3 separate regions of the Homo sapiens genome follow, and all the other regions are linked to region 1. A link is an interaction called in ENCODE POLR2A ChIA-PET data of the cell type or tissue named here. Cell type or tissue: MCF 10A. All regions are shown on one strand. Region 1 overlaps IGF2R (insulin like growth factor 2 receptor). Region 2 has its middle 8.4 kb from the start of SOD2. Region 3 has its middle 16 kb from the start of IGF2R.

Region 1 (4,000 bases):
AAAAGCATCACCTAGATCTTCCATCCAGGCACAACTCACCCACTGCACACACTGCCGCGTCCTCGGGACACCCTCGTGCCTTGCCTTCCTGCAGCACTCTGTGACAAATATTAATGAAAAAATGCTTCTTCTCTGTTTCCGTCTGACTGCCATCCACAGCTTCCCAATTCTGCTCTGGTTCTGTAACAAAACAAAAGTGTATTTTAGCCAAAAGCAATGCTGATTTCTCTGAGTCACAGAATAAATAGTGATTAAGCCAAAAGTCAAGGGCTCAAAGTTCCCAAACCACTTCGTCACTCAATCCCCAGCGCTGTTTCTGGAACCCGGGCAGACTGAAAGCACAAAAATTCACCGAGATTCTCAGGTTTCTCATTTAATGTGACAGAAACAAACTACATCCCAATACTTCTTCAGAAGAGTAGGCCCAACTGGGGGACAGAGAACTGAACGGCAAAATTCTCCCAAGCCCCACAGTATGAAATTAGAAACTGAAAACCCAAATCAAGAAGCCAGCCTGTGTCTTGGGACGCAGTAGAGTGGTACATCATTGCTAGTACACCCCGCTTAACACCATTGCTAATACACCCCGCTCGGCCCCTGTGAAGGCCTGTGAAGCTAAAAGAAACCAGCAACCTCTTACACATCTGCAGACTGAGTGCAGGATGCAATGCATGCTACCACAGAAGACAAGCAAGGTACCACAGGTGGCCGCTGAACTCACAAGACTGGTGAGCTGGTCAGTGTGATCAGACACTGATTAGGCACCTGCAGGACGTGAGGGGGCACCAGCTGAGTGTCACCAGCACAGCAAGCAAGGGCGAGGGCATCCACAAAAAGCAAACCACACGGCGAACAGTCGCTGAAGGAGTAACTTACAAAGTGTGTCAAGGAGGAGGTAAAGATATAAAAATACACGTTCTCATTTGAAAATGCTCCCTTTGCAGGTTGGGTACTGGGGTTTGGAAGGCAAAACCCCATGACTCATCAGTGGTGATACAGTACATTTGGAGAAGTACTTTCCAATGTCAACAGCCTAAAAGAAACCATACAAGACTGTGCATGTGAACAAGGACCTGCCCTAAACACTGGAAGTCTGGGGTGGAGCCAGGTGGGCTGTAAAGTCTTAAGGGACTTCTTCAAGCAGTAAGGAATGGTTTTAGCTCTCCCTTCATAATTTACTTAGGGCTATCTACGCACAAATACCACGAAATACTGCAGATTCCAAGAAACCAGAGCTATGTCAGGAAGTCTGTAGATTGAAAAATGTATCTCTCCTTATCTCATAGATCCTAGGTTGTCTCTTATACACAGTAATGTTTAAAAAAAAAAAAGTTAACTTAAGGAATCTAACAGCACCACCCAGTTCACCGTAAGAAACCCGGGCCTGGAGAGCAGCTCGCTCAAGCAAATGTGGTTGGATGCGGCAACACCAGTCCTCAGCCAGGTCTCCAACTCTGCAGCTAGAACTCTTTCCACTTCACAGAAAACCAATGTCTTCACTAGCACACATGTGCCAGAATTAACTATGGCACCGTTCCCAGCAGCACACAGGGTGTTTAACCACAACAGCACTGCCAGCACTCCCTGCCCAGGCGGTTCACAGTGAGGCAGGTTCTCAAACACTCCACAAGAGGGATTCCTCTTTCTAACCTGGTATTTAGCAAACCAGGTGGGACTCAGAAGACAGGAGCAGCAGTGCTGTCACCCTGGCAGTTTTATTTTTCTTTAAAAAAAAACAAGATACATGTGGAGAACGTGCAGGTTTGTTACATAGGTATACATGTGCCATGGTGGTTTGCTGCACCTACTGATCCATCCTCTAAGTTCCCTCCCCTCACCCCCAACCCTAAACAGGCCATGGTGTGTGCTGTTCCCCTCTGTGCCCATGTGTTCTCAATGTTCAACTCCCACTTACGAGCGAGAACATACCGCCAGCAGTTCTGTGACTGTTCTGGGTGGTAATTACATGAGGCAAGTCATTCTCTCTGCTTCGGGTCATCTCCCCCTTACAGAGGCAACTGGCTTCTGTACACCTAATTTGAGCTGCCAAGAGGGTAAAACCAGAAATCCCCCCCATCAGATTATCCCTGCTTGAGACTCCCATTCTTATTATTCCACCTGCTCTGTTTCCTGCTAAATTCCAGGCCCCCAAGGACAGGGGTTGTGCTGTGGGGGGCGCTGCTGCCTCCTTGGCACCTCATCCGGTGCCTGCCGTGCAACAGCAAGCTCAGCCTCGAGTACAAGCCCACTGCACGCTGAGGCAGCGGTGAACAGCAGCCCAAGGTGCACATCCATCTGCCTAGAGGATCCAAACAGAAGAACCCCAGGGGGCAGAGGCTGCAGATCCCACCTCAGAGATGGAAGAGAGGCAGTGTGTAAAAGGGTGAAAACACAAGGTCAAAAATGCTGGTCTCAAATTCAGTTATTTCACCTCCCAGTCCAATGCTCCTTCTAATAATTCACACAGCCACATGAAAAAACTGGGGGAGGGCTGTGACGCAACCCACTGACAAAGAAAATAGTAACCGCATTTCCAAAAGTACTCATGGGAAAATGTTCCATGAGCATGTGGACTAAGACCCGCATGGCAAGGAGGGCAGTACCTGCATGGCGGACCAGCGCGGACAGGTCATAGCGCTTCTTCCCGTCGGTGGCACCGCAGAGGAGGTCTTCCTTCTCCTTAACACAGGCGTATTCCGTGTCCCATGTGAAGAAGTAGGTGCAGTCAACCTCCCCTGTGAATACAGGAGTTCCTTTCCCATCGTTACCTGCACAATTCAAGAGGAGAAATTTAAACTCCATACGTGACCAAAATTGAGGAACAGCTAAGGAGCAAGGAAGAAACTGAACAGGACCAATGCCAACTGCTCCGTTAAAAAATTCAGGTCCAGGTTTTTTTAGAGACCATGGGGATCTGAGTTGACACAGGCTTCTATTAAGCTTCAGATGCTTAACCCTAAGTCCTCGATGGCAGGCCAGCATGCCTTTCACCTTGGGAGACATTGACAGAAGGCTGTGTACAGCATCTCCAAAGATAAGATTAAAAGGGCAGGCAGGAGGAACGCAAGAGCAGTGAGTGGGATCCTCTGCTCCCGGGCTGTGGTCAGCTCCCAGAGGCTCCTGAACATCTCTGGGTGACACTGGGGACTCACAGAAAGGAGGACAGAAATGGAGCTCTAGTTCCCTGTGCACTGCTGACTTAGTGATGCGACTGTGAACAAGACAAGTTCTCTGGGACTCATCCCTAAAGTAAAACAAGAGTGGAAGCCATCTATAGTCAGTCGCTCCCAGTGAAGCACGCCAAGGTCCTATGCCAGCCCCACAATGTTAGCAGCACAACTCCAAACAGTGCTGAAATTCTGTGGTTCCGTCAGTGCACCTGTCTGTAACACCCTCCTCAAATCAAGCCTCTTCTTCCACCAAGAGTGAGCCACCCAGATTTCCCATCCATCAGCAGGAATAGTTCAGGCCTAAGTCTGAAAACCAGCTCTTCACAGGCCACGTCCCCATCCCATGGACGCTGAGATTCAGAGGCTTTGCTGACTTGCTCCTTGCTGGAAATCCTATCCCTGCACCTTTCCAGGCTAGGGGTCCGTGGGCACAACACTCCTTTTCCCACCCCTGATGGTTTCATAATCCTTGTCTGAGCCTCCCACCATGTGATCTGCCTTCTTGAGGTTTGGTATCATAAGCTAGGTAATGATCTAAGAAAACAGGAAGTAAGATTCTGTACCAAGAGCAAATGATATTTCAATTGTAATTTCTATCCAATCTTTAATATTATCATCACTATAATTATAATACCAGCCACAGCGGCAAACCTGTAGTGAGCACAATCTCAGCCAGGCACTGAGCTCAGCACCTCGGCTACATAAAGGCAAGCTGCAGAAGAACAGGCTCTGTTTAAGTACTTTCTTTATACAGTTACGTGCTGCATAACAACATTTGGTCAACAACAGACTGCATATAAAACGGTAGCCTCAAAAGATTATAGTATCGT
Region 2 (4,000 bases), 340 kb after region 1:
GTTTAATATCCTGTAAGGCATGTGAGTGTACACTTGAGTGTATACTTTTACTTTTTTTTAACATATGGGACAATTTTAAGATGTAATACTAATACTTTAGGAGTTTCGTCATGTCATTTGTATGGAATTCTGAGGCTTTGGTTTAAATCTTTCCTTGTGATTTCCATTTAGAAGTATTGTACTAAGTGAAACTTGTTAAATCTTCCTTTAAAAAAAAAAAAAGAGGTAAAGCCTCAACTTCCATGTAGTAAGCTGCTTTCTTTGTCCACTCCTTGAAACACACACAACAGAATTTCCATACATACATACAAAAACAGAAGCCCTTCACTCTTGTCGCCCAGGCTGGAGTGCAATGGCGCAATCTTGGCCCACTGCAACCTCCATCTCCTGGGTTCAAGCTATTCTCCTGCCTCAGCCTCCCAAGTAGCTGGGATTACAGGCATGCGCCACCACGCCTGGCTAATTTTGTATTTTTTGTAGAGACGGGGTCTCTCCATGTTGGTCAGGCTGGTCTCGAACTCCCAACCTCAGGTGATCTGCCCACCTCGGCCTTCAAAAGTGCTGGGATTACAGGCGTGAGCCACCATGCCTGGCCGGAAGCCATTTTTTTTAAAGATGAGGTTTCACTGTTGGCCAGACTGGAGTGCAGTGGTGCAATCAGAGCTCACTGCAGCCTCGAACCCCTGGGATTAAGCAGTCCTACCTTAGCCTCCTGAGTAGCTGGGACTATAGGCAAATACCACAACACCTGGCTTTTTTTTTTTTTTTTTTTTTTTTCGAGATAGGGTCTTGCTCTGTCGCCCAGGCTGGAGTGCAGTGGTGCCATCACAACATACTGCATCCTCTGCCTTCTGGGCTCAAGTGATCCTCCCACCTCAGCCTCTCAGTAACTGGGACTACAGGCGCACACCACCATGCCTGGCTTTTTTTTCTTTCTTTCTTTCTTTCTTTTTTTTTTTTTTTTTTTTTTTTTGGAGAGATAGAGCTTCCCTGTATTGCTGCTGGCTGAGGTTTTAAAAAATTGTTTATAGGCTGGGCAGGGTGGCTCACACCTGTATTCCCAGCACTTCAGGAGGCCGCGGAGGTGGGCAGATTGTCTGAGGTTGGGAGGTTGAGACCAGCCTGGTCATCATGGTGAAACCCCATCTACTTAAAATACAAAAATTAGCTGGGTGTGGCAGTGCACGTCTGTAGTCCCAGCTCCTAGGGAGGCTGAGGCACAAGAATCACTTCAACCTGGGAGGCGGAGGTTACAGTGAGCTGAGATTGCACCACTGCACTCCAGCCTGGGTGATAGAGTGAGACTCAGTCTCAAGAAAAAAAAAAAAAAAATTTTATACAGACAGGGTCTTGCTTTGCTGCCCAGGCTGGTCTTGAACTCCTGGCTTCAAGGGATCCTCCCGCCTCAGCCTCCCAAAGCACCGGGATTACAGGTGTTAGCCACTACAAATGCGTAGCAGCATAAAGGCACAACTAACTACAGAGAATGTAATCTAAAGTATGTTTAAGCTCATCAGATTTATATGATAAAGTAAGGTCCCTTATTTGGGGCATCCATATTTTATGCCCATAAACCATTGAACTGAATAACAAGTCTCTTTCTCAGTAGGAAAAACCTTAGATACAAGGCAGGGAGATTTTGTTCTTGTTCTCTAGGAAAAAGTGAGAGAAAAGCAGCTGTGTATAGCACTTTCTAACTGTAAAGGTCACACTTGGGCTGACGGGGTGGGTGATCCTCTGGCAAGAAGGGGAATGAGCACAGGTTCTCTCCTAAAATCCCCACTGAAATGACTCATAGAATATACAAATTGCTGGGGAAAAGTCCACATTCAAGCTGGAAATGTTGGGTACCATTCAAATACCAAAAATGTGGGAGATTTTGAGATTCTACCATAGCACTGATGTGTGACTATTAACAGTAACAATGACTCATGGATGAGATCATGAAGTGATATTCCTTTATTGCCCAATAGGTCATTAAATTTGCTTCATGGGCTTGTTTTTCCTTCGTCCCTGGATCAAATGCTGGTCCCATGACTTTTTTTTTTTTTTTTTTTTGAAACAGGGTCTCACTCTGTCACCAGGCTGGAGTGCAGTGGCATGATCGTGGCTCACTGCAACCTCGAACTCCTGGGCTCAGGTGATCCTCGGGCCTCAGCCTCCCAAGTAGCTGGGACTATAGGCATGTGCTATCACGCCCAGCTTGGTCCCGTGACCTTTTAAAAAATATATGTTCTTTAGTAATAAAAAGTCTTATAATCACTTTAAGTTAGAACACAGGCTCAATTCACTATCCAAAATGCTCCCATGTGAGAAGCAAAACTCTGAAAGTGATTTAAAGTCAAAACTTCATCACAGGCCTCTAGCAGGCCAGCAGCCTACAGAGGGAGAAAGATGTTGGCAGCTGGCAGGTGCCTTCTCTAGCGTCTTGCCTTCTGCTGCTGCTGCTCATCTTTGAGCATGCTAACCATGGTTTCTCAAATCTCCAGGGATTGGCCTGGAGAGGAAGCAGGTGTGGGGTTATATTTATATTGCTCACAGTGGTGGCATGTGGGTGGAATACAGGGAAATCTTACATATTGTCTTGCCTGACAGTTGCTTTAAGTGGACTCCTTCTCATGGTTTTGGAGACCACCCCATCACTGAGAATTTGTGTCTCCTAGAGTTCAGTCTAAAAGCCGAGATCCTACATTGTGTTCCAGGGAAGCTTAAGAAAATTAGGTCTCTGCTTGATTTGGAAAGCTTAGACTGAACCTAAATGAAAATCAGGTCAGTAAAAAGTCAGAGTTTAACAAAGATAGATGTTATGTCCCAGAGACCAGACATTTAAGCATTACTTTCAAAGTGCACTCAGAGAGATATTTGTTCTTCATTTAGTACTTAGAGACTAAGTCTTATCCATGCCATCAAAAAAATGGGAGTTGGAAAACATGCCACACATGTTAACAATGCATTGATTTTTTTTTTTTTTTTTTGAGACAGAGTCTCGCACGTCACCAAGACTGGAGTGCAGTGACGCAATCTTGGCTTACTGCAAGCTCTGCCTCCTGGGTTCATGCCATTCTCCTGCCTCAGCCTCCCGAGTAGCTGGGACTACAGGCGCCTGCCACCACACCCAGCTAATTTTTTGTATTTTTAGTGGAGATGGGGTTTTGCTGTGTCAGCCAGGATGGTCTCGATCGCCTGACCTTGTGATCCACCCACCTCGGCCTCCCAAAGTGCTCGGATTACAGGCGTGAGCCACCGCGCCTGGCCAACAATGCATTTTAACTTAAACCATGTAAATGAATTCAGATGAAGAACCAGAAAATTACTGGAGCTACTGCATCACCACACTAGTAATGTGTTGTCTCTAATTTCCATTAATTCTCTAAAGTGGAGTGGCATTTAAAGACACCTGGAAACCAATCTGATCCCTTAAATGTTTAATAATTGTCCCACTCTTAAATATGTTTTGTCCACATCTAACTGAACAGTGATCATTTTTAGTGGCTCACCTCTAGTGTACCAACATATAGCTGACTAGTTCCTCAAACTAAATATCTTTAGCATGAAAATGAAGTTTTATTTTATGCGATTTTATCTAATTTCTCACCAGAGGGTAAATGCAGATGTAAGCTGGCACGAGAGGAGGGTGATGCAGGCCAAGATGGATTGAGTCCTGGGAGTTGCCTGAGATGGGACATAGGTTCCCAGAAATACTGTGATATCAATACTGTTCTCAGTGGACCACAATCTGGCATGGACCTGGGTGGTATGCGAGGCCACTCCTCCTGTGTACCTATTTTGGCTGCTCCGAGTAGATGTACAGTGTGGAGTGCAGCCCCTGGGTTGTGCTGGCCCAGAGATTCAGCCAGCCAAGATCCTTATGCTTGCTCACAGCCCTCAGTGGTCTGGGCTACTCTTTAGTAGCTTGAGTAGCCCTTGAGAGTCATTCTTGGAACTGTGCACCTGAAATCAATCTTACTCCATGACAAATCCTGGGATATGAACTAGAAGT
Region 3 (4,000 bases), 88 kb after region 1:
GAGAGGACCACTCAGTGTGGAAACAATGGGAAGTGTGTATCTGTCAGGAGTTTGTGCTTATCCAGTGCTAATGGCCGCGGCATTGAGTTCAAGGGTGGGACATGCCACTCTTGGGGAGGTATGCAGGGCCCTGGGGAGGTACACATTGGACCATGAGTGAGCAAAGAGACAGCAAGCCGTCTGCCAGGGAGAGGGGTGAACTCAAGCTAGGATCAGCAACCTGGAAATGTCACAGCTGCTTTTGCACCCGGGGAAGTCATAATGGGCTCCAGTTCACACGTTTGATTAATGACAGAACTGGGACCCAGGGGAATCCTAGTTTCTGATGCCAATTCCATTCTTTCCCATAAACCAACTATCTTTCCTTCAAGCCCAGCACAAAACTGTCCTTCTCCAAGACACCTGGCTTGCCCCACTTAGGCCCTAGGGACTGCTATTCCAAATGCCAGGGATACACCTTAGCTCTGACTCTCATTTGGCACTTACTGTATACCAGCTTGCATCACTAGGCAGTTTTCCATTTTTTGCATTTATTTCAGTGTGCTCAAAGGCAGGGGCTACATTTTATATTCTTTTTGGTCCCTACATCATATTATTTTGTGTGTCTTCCCCAGGACCTAGTACAAGGCCAAGCATGTAACAACATTCATGTGCTAGATGTTTGAGTTTTTAAAATATATTTTTAAAAGTTACTATTATTATTTTTTAGAGAGAGTCTCAGTCTGTCACCCAGGCTGGAAGGCTGTGGTGCAATCATAGCTCACTGCAGCCTCAAACTCCTTGGCTCAAGGTATCCTCTCACCTCAGCCTCCCAAGTAGCTGAAATTACAGTTGTGTGCCACCACGCCCAGCTAATTTTTTTTTTCTTTCAGAGATGGCATTTCACTATGTTGCCCAGCCTGGAGTGCTGGATGCTGACTGACATAGGAAAGTGTGCTCTGGGGACCCTCAGGGGCCATGGGACCCTTTCAAAGCATCTGTGAGGTCAAAGCTATTTTTATAATACTGCAAGACACCTTTCGCTTTCTTCACTGTCATTTGCACGTATGTGAGCAGTGTTGTTTCCCAGAGGCAATCTGATGTGTAATGATGTCACCTCTCCGCTAATGGCACACAGGCTTGAGTATTCCTGTGTGTTTATATTTTCTCCATTATAATCTTGACTATGGTAAATATCAACAGATACAACTCACATTTTAAAAAATCTCTTTGATTTTAAGAGTGCAAAGTGGTGCTGAAACCAAAAGGTTTGGGAACCTCGGACCTGGATGCTTCTGTGGCTACCTGCACTTAGCATCACTTGACATCATCTCACCATATCCATAAGTCACTCCACCACCCTCGTTATCTTTGTGAGAAAACCATTTGAGCAGCAAGAGGGTGCCCTTTGATTTTATGATACATTTTTCTGACAGGTCTGTTTAAGTCGGTCCTGCCAACTGTCCTAAAAAATAACTGTTGCCAAACAAGCAGGAACAACGTCTTCCCACCATGCCAGGCCTATAGACACTCTCATGGAAGTATCAATCTCATTAGGTTAAAAAAAAGTCTTTGGTTACAGGCTGCTACTCCAGAAAATGGTCCCTGAAAGGCAGCTGTTTCTAACTGCCCCTGGGCTCTGCGTTTGATTTTGCACCTTAAAAAAAAAAAAGCTGTGCTTTGCTGTTAAGCAATTCAGTTCTTGAGTTTGTGAAATAGCTCCAGTGTGATTACTGTGCAGCTCTTACAAGGATTTCCTGTTTCCCAAGAGTGTACTATAGGAATTGTGGTCACGGAAGTTGCAAAGGCTGGGGGCAGTGAAGGGGGACTCATTATATATGGATTATTGCTGTACATTTTCTGTCCCACAGACTCCATGCAGATGGTGTGATTGTTCACACGACGGGGGCAGATTTGCCATCAAAGGGACAGGAAATCTTGGCGGGAGGCACATGGCACCGGGAGTGTGTCCCCCCACTGACCTTGGCGTCCCTCCAGCAAATCTCGCCTTTTTGGTGAATGAGGAAGGCAGCTTGTGTGGCCTCTGCCATGGCGAATCAGGCTCAGGGGTTCCCATCACTGGAACTTGCCAGCTTTAGGCTAGGAGAGAAATCAGACCCATTTTACAAATGAATAGCAAATGCACACTCCCAGGTGTCATTAACTGTTTAATCATTTGTAAGTGGAACCCCTTCTGGGGGTCTCCCCGTGGGGATGACTGTTCAGGAGACAAGGTGGATCCTGGGTGTGTCGATAGAAGACAGCTGCTTTCTTTGCCTTGCTGTTGCCATTCATCAAGATTTCTGTGGCCTGGCTAGTCCTTGGCAGAACAAAAACAAAAGCCGATGACCCTGAAAGGTCGAAAAAGGTGTACAGACTGAAACAGGATTTATAAATCCCACAAATATGCAGAACTAGTCTCCGAGGTCCTTGAAATGATGAATAAGGTCCTTAACTTAGAGCACACACAGGACACCAGAGTCTCCGCATCCAAAACAATTCATTATAGTTCTGATCTTTCCAGACTCCAAAGCCGCCCCCAGGCCAGGTCCCCATCAGCTCCAGCCTCCTGATGACCTTCTGCCTTTCTCTATGCTGCACCTACACTGCAGCCTCCGGGCACATTTTATAGTGTTTGGATGCTTTAGAATCAGGTTTTCAAAGCTTTTGTCAGTGAATTTCCCCGCTCAGCTCTTCAATCCCACGCTGCCCCAAAGTCCTTCACTTGTAACCCGAGGGCCCCTGAGTGTTGGCAAATACTTGGTATTCGGCCCAGAAGCCACAAGCCTCAAGGCCAGGTAAGAAGATTCAGATGCAGATTCACAGAGCAGGTTTGCTGCTCCTAGCACTGGTACAGGAGGAGGATGGGAGGAAGAGGTCTGTTCTAGAGGAAAGCAAAAGATTGAGAGAGCGCAGAGCCAGGGTCAGGCAGCCCCGTGTTTGAAAGGAGTGAAGGAACCGGCTGGCAGAGACCCACTTCTAGCTGCTGTTGGGGAGGATGCCTGGCCTGTTGTCTGACAATCCACTGGTTTTAGTTGACTCAGCCTGTGCCTCAAGACTTTCCAATCCATCACCCGAGGGCCCCAAATGCTCCAAAATCCCCCTAGAACAGAAGATGAAGGTGCTTGTGGAAGTAAACTTCCTGGGGAAGAAGGTTGGGCAGGAGGAGGGGAAACGACAGAAGCAGTGTTTAACTCCCAGCAGGAAAGTGCAGAGAGTTACACATCCCCCTGGGGAATGGGGAAACTCCACCTTCAGAGTGGGAAATGTGTATAAAGATCAGAGCCATTTTCCACCCGAAAGGCAGCGTGCATCCTGTAAGTGTGATGAGGGATCCTGAGGGACATTCGGAGTGTGGATACAGGAAGGTCCCGGGGAAGGAGTCCAGCCCCTTACCTTCCAGGGCTGAGTGAGGAGCATAAACACCAGACAGAAACTTCAGGAAAACTCAAGAGCGCTTAGCCATTGAAGCTGCAAAACCGAAAGAGAATTCCCAGGCCCACAGGGCACCTGAGTGGTTGGGTAGCAGCAGTCCTGAGGTACATGCTCTGGTAGATGGGCTTGAGAGAAGCTTCGCAGGGTGCGGGGATCAGGGCGGCAAGGACATGGCTACAGTAGCTTGGGGGCCAGTGGTCCCGAAGGGGCTCTCCCGACTGGGATGAAGAGGACTAACAAAGTTGCCCCAATAATAATGTATGTCTTGCAGGGCAGTGCACGTCTTCAGAGGTATCAGCCTAAAATAATCAAAAAGGTCAGAATCTGGTTTTAAAAGTTTATTCAAGCACAATGGTTGAGAATGGACACCCAGGAGCATAGCTTCAAGTTGCCCTGAATACGAACACACAAAGGTGGTTCTCTCACAGTACAAAGTGATCCCTGGTACCCTAGAAGCCAAAGAGATCAGGTCATGCAATGCAAAAGAAAGCCGAGCTTTAGGCCTGAGAGGAAGCTACCTGTCCACGACTCCTCAGACTCCACGGGAAGACAGAAGATCCCAGAAAGGGGGTGGATGGCACTTTTT

Evidence for each region. ChIA-PET counts read pairs that join two places held together with the same protein. Peaks named below come from ENCODE experiments on the same cell type or tissue, not always from the same donor. Only the 100,000 strongest peaks of a DNase experiment are listed, where the experiment ranks them.
Region 2: POLR2A ChIA-PET joins it to region 1 with 6 read pairs; 1 of 35 experiments calls an interaction of 5 or more read pairs at or near these places.
Region 3: POLR2A ChIA-PET joins it to region 1 with 5 read pairs; 3 of 35 experiments call an interaction of 5 or more read pairs at or near these places.

The regions. Positions count from the first base shown.
Region 1 is chr6:160,039,328-160,043,327 of GRCh38, reverse strand. IGF2R (insulin like growth factor 2 receptor) reads right to left here. Exons shown (of 48, transcript NM_000876.4): 11 at 2,604-2,768; 12 at 40-180. Among named protein-coding and RNA genes, the nearest start is that of AIRN, 34 kb to the right of the region's middle. In MCF 10A, a CTCF peak has its summit at 1,644; DNase peaks (open chromatin) are centred at 247, 1,017 and 1,537.
Region 2 is chr6:159,699,628-159,703,627 of GRCh38, reverse strand. It overlaps a transcript of SOD2 not described here. Among named protein-coding and RNA genes, the nearest start is that of SOD2, 8.4 kb to the right of the region's middle. In MCF 10A, no CTCF peak of the experiment used is centred here; DNase peaks (open chromatin) are centred at 1,887 and 2,987.
Region 3 is chr6:159,951,212-159,955,211 of GRCh38, reverse strand. No RefSeq gene overlaps it. Among named protein-coding and RNA genes, the nearest start is that of IGF2R, 16 kb to the left of the region's middle. In MCF 10A, no CTCF peak of the experiment used is centred here; DNase peaks (open chromatin) are centred at 1,721 and 1,961.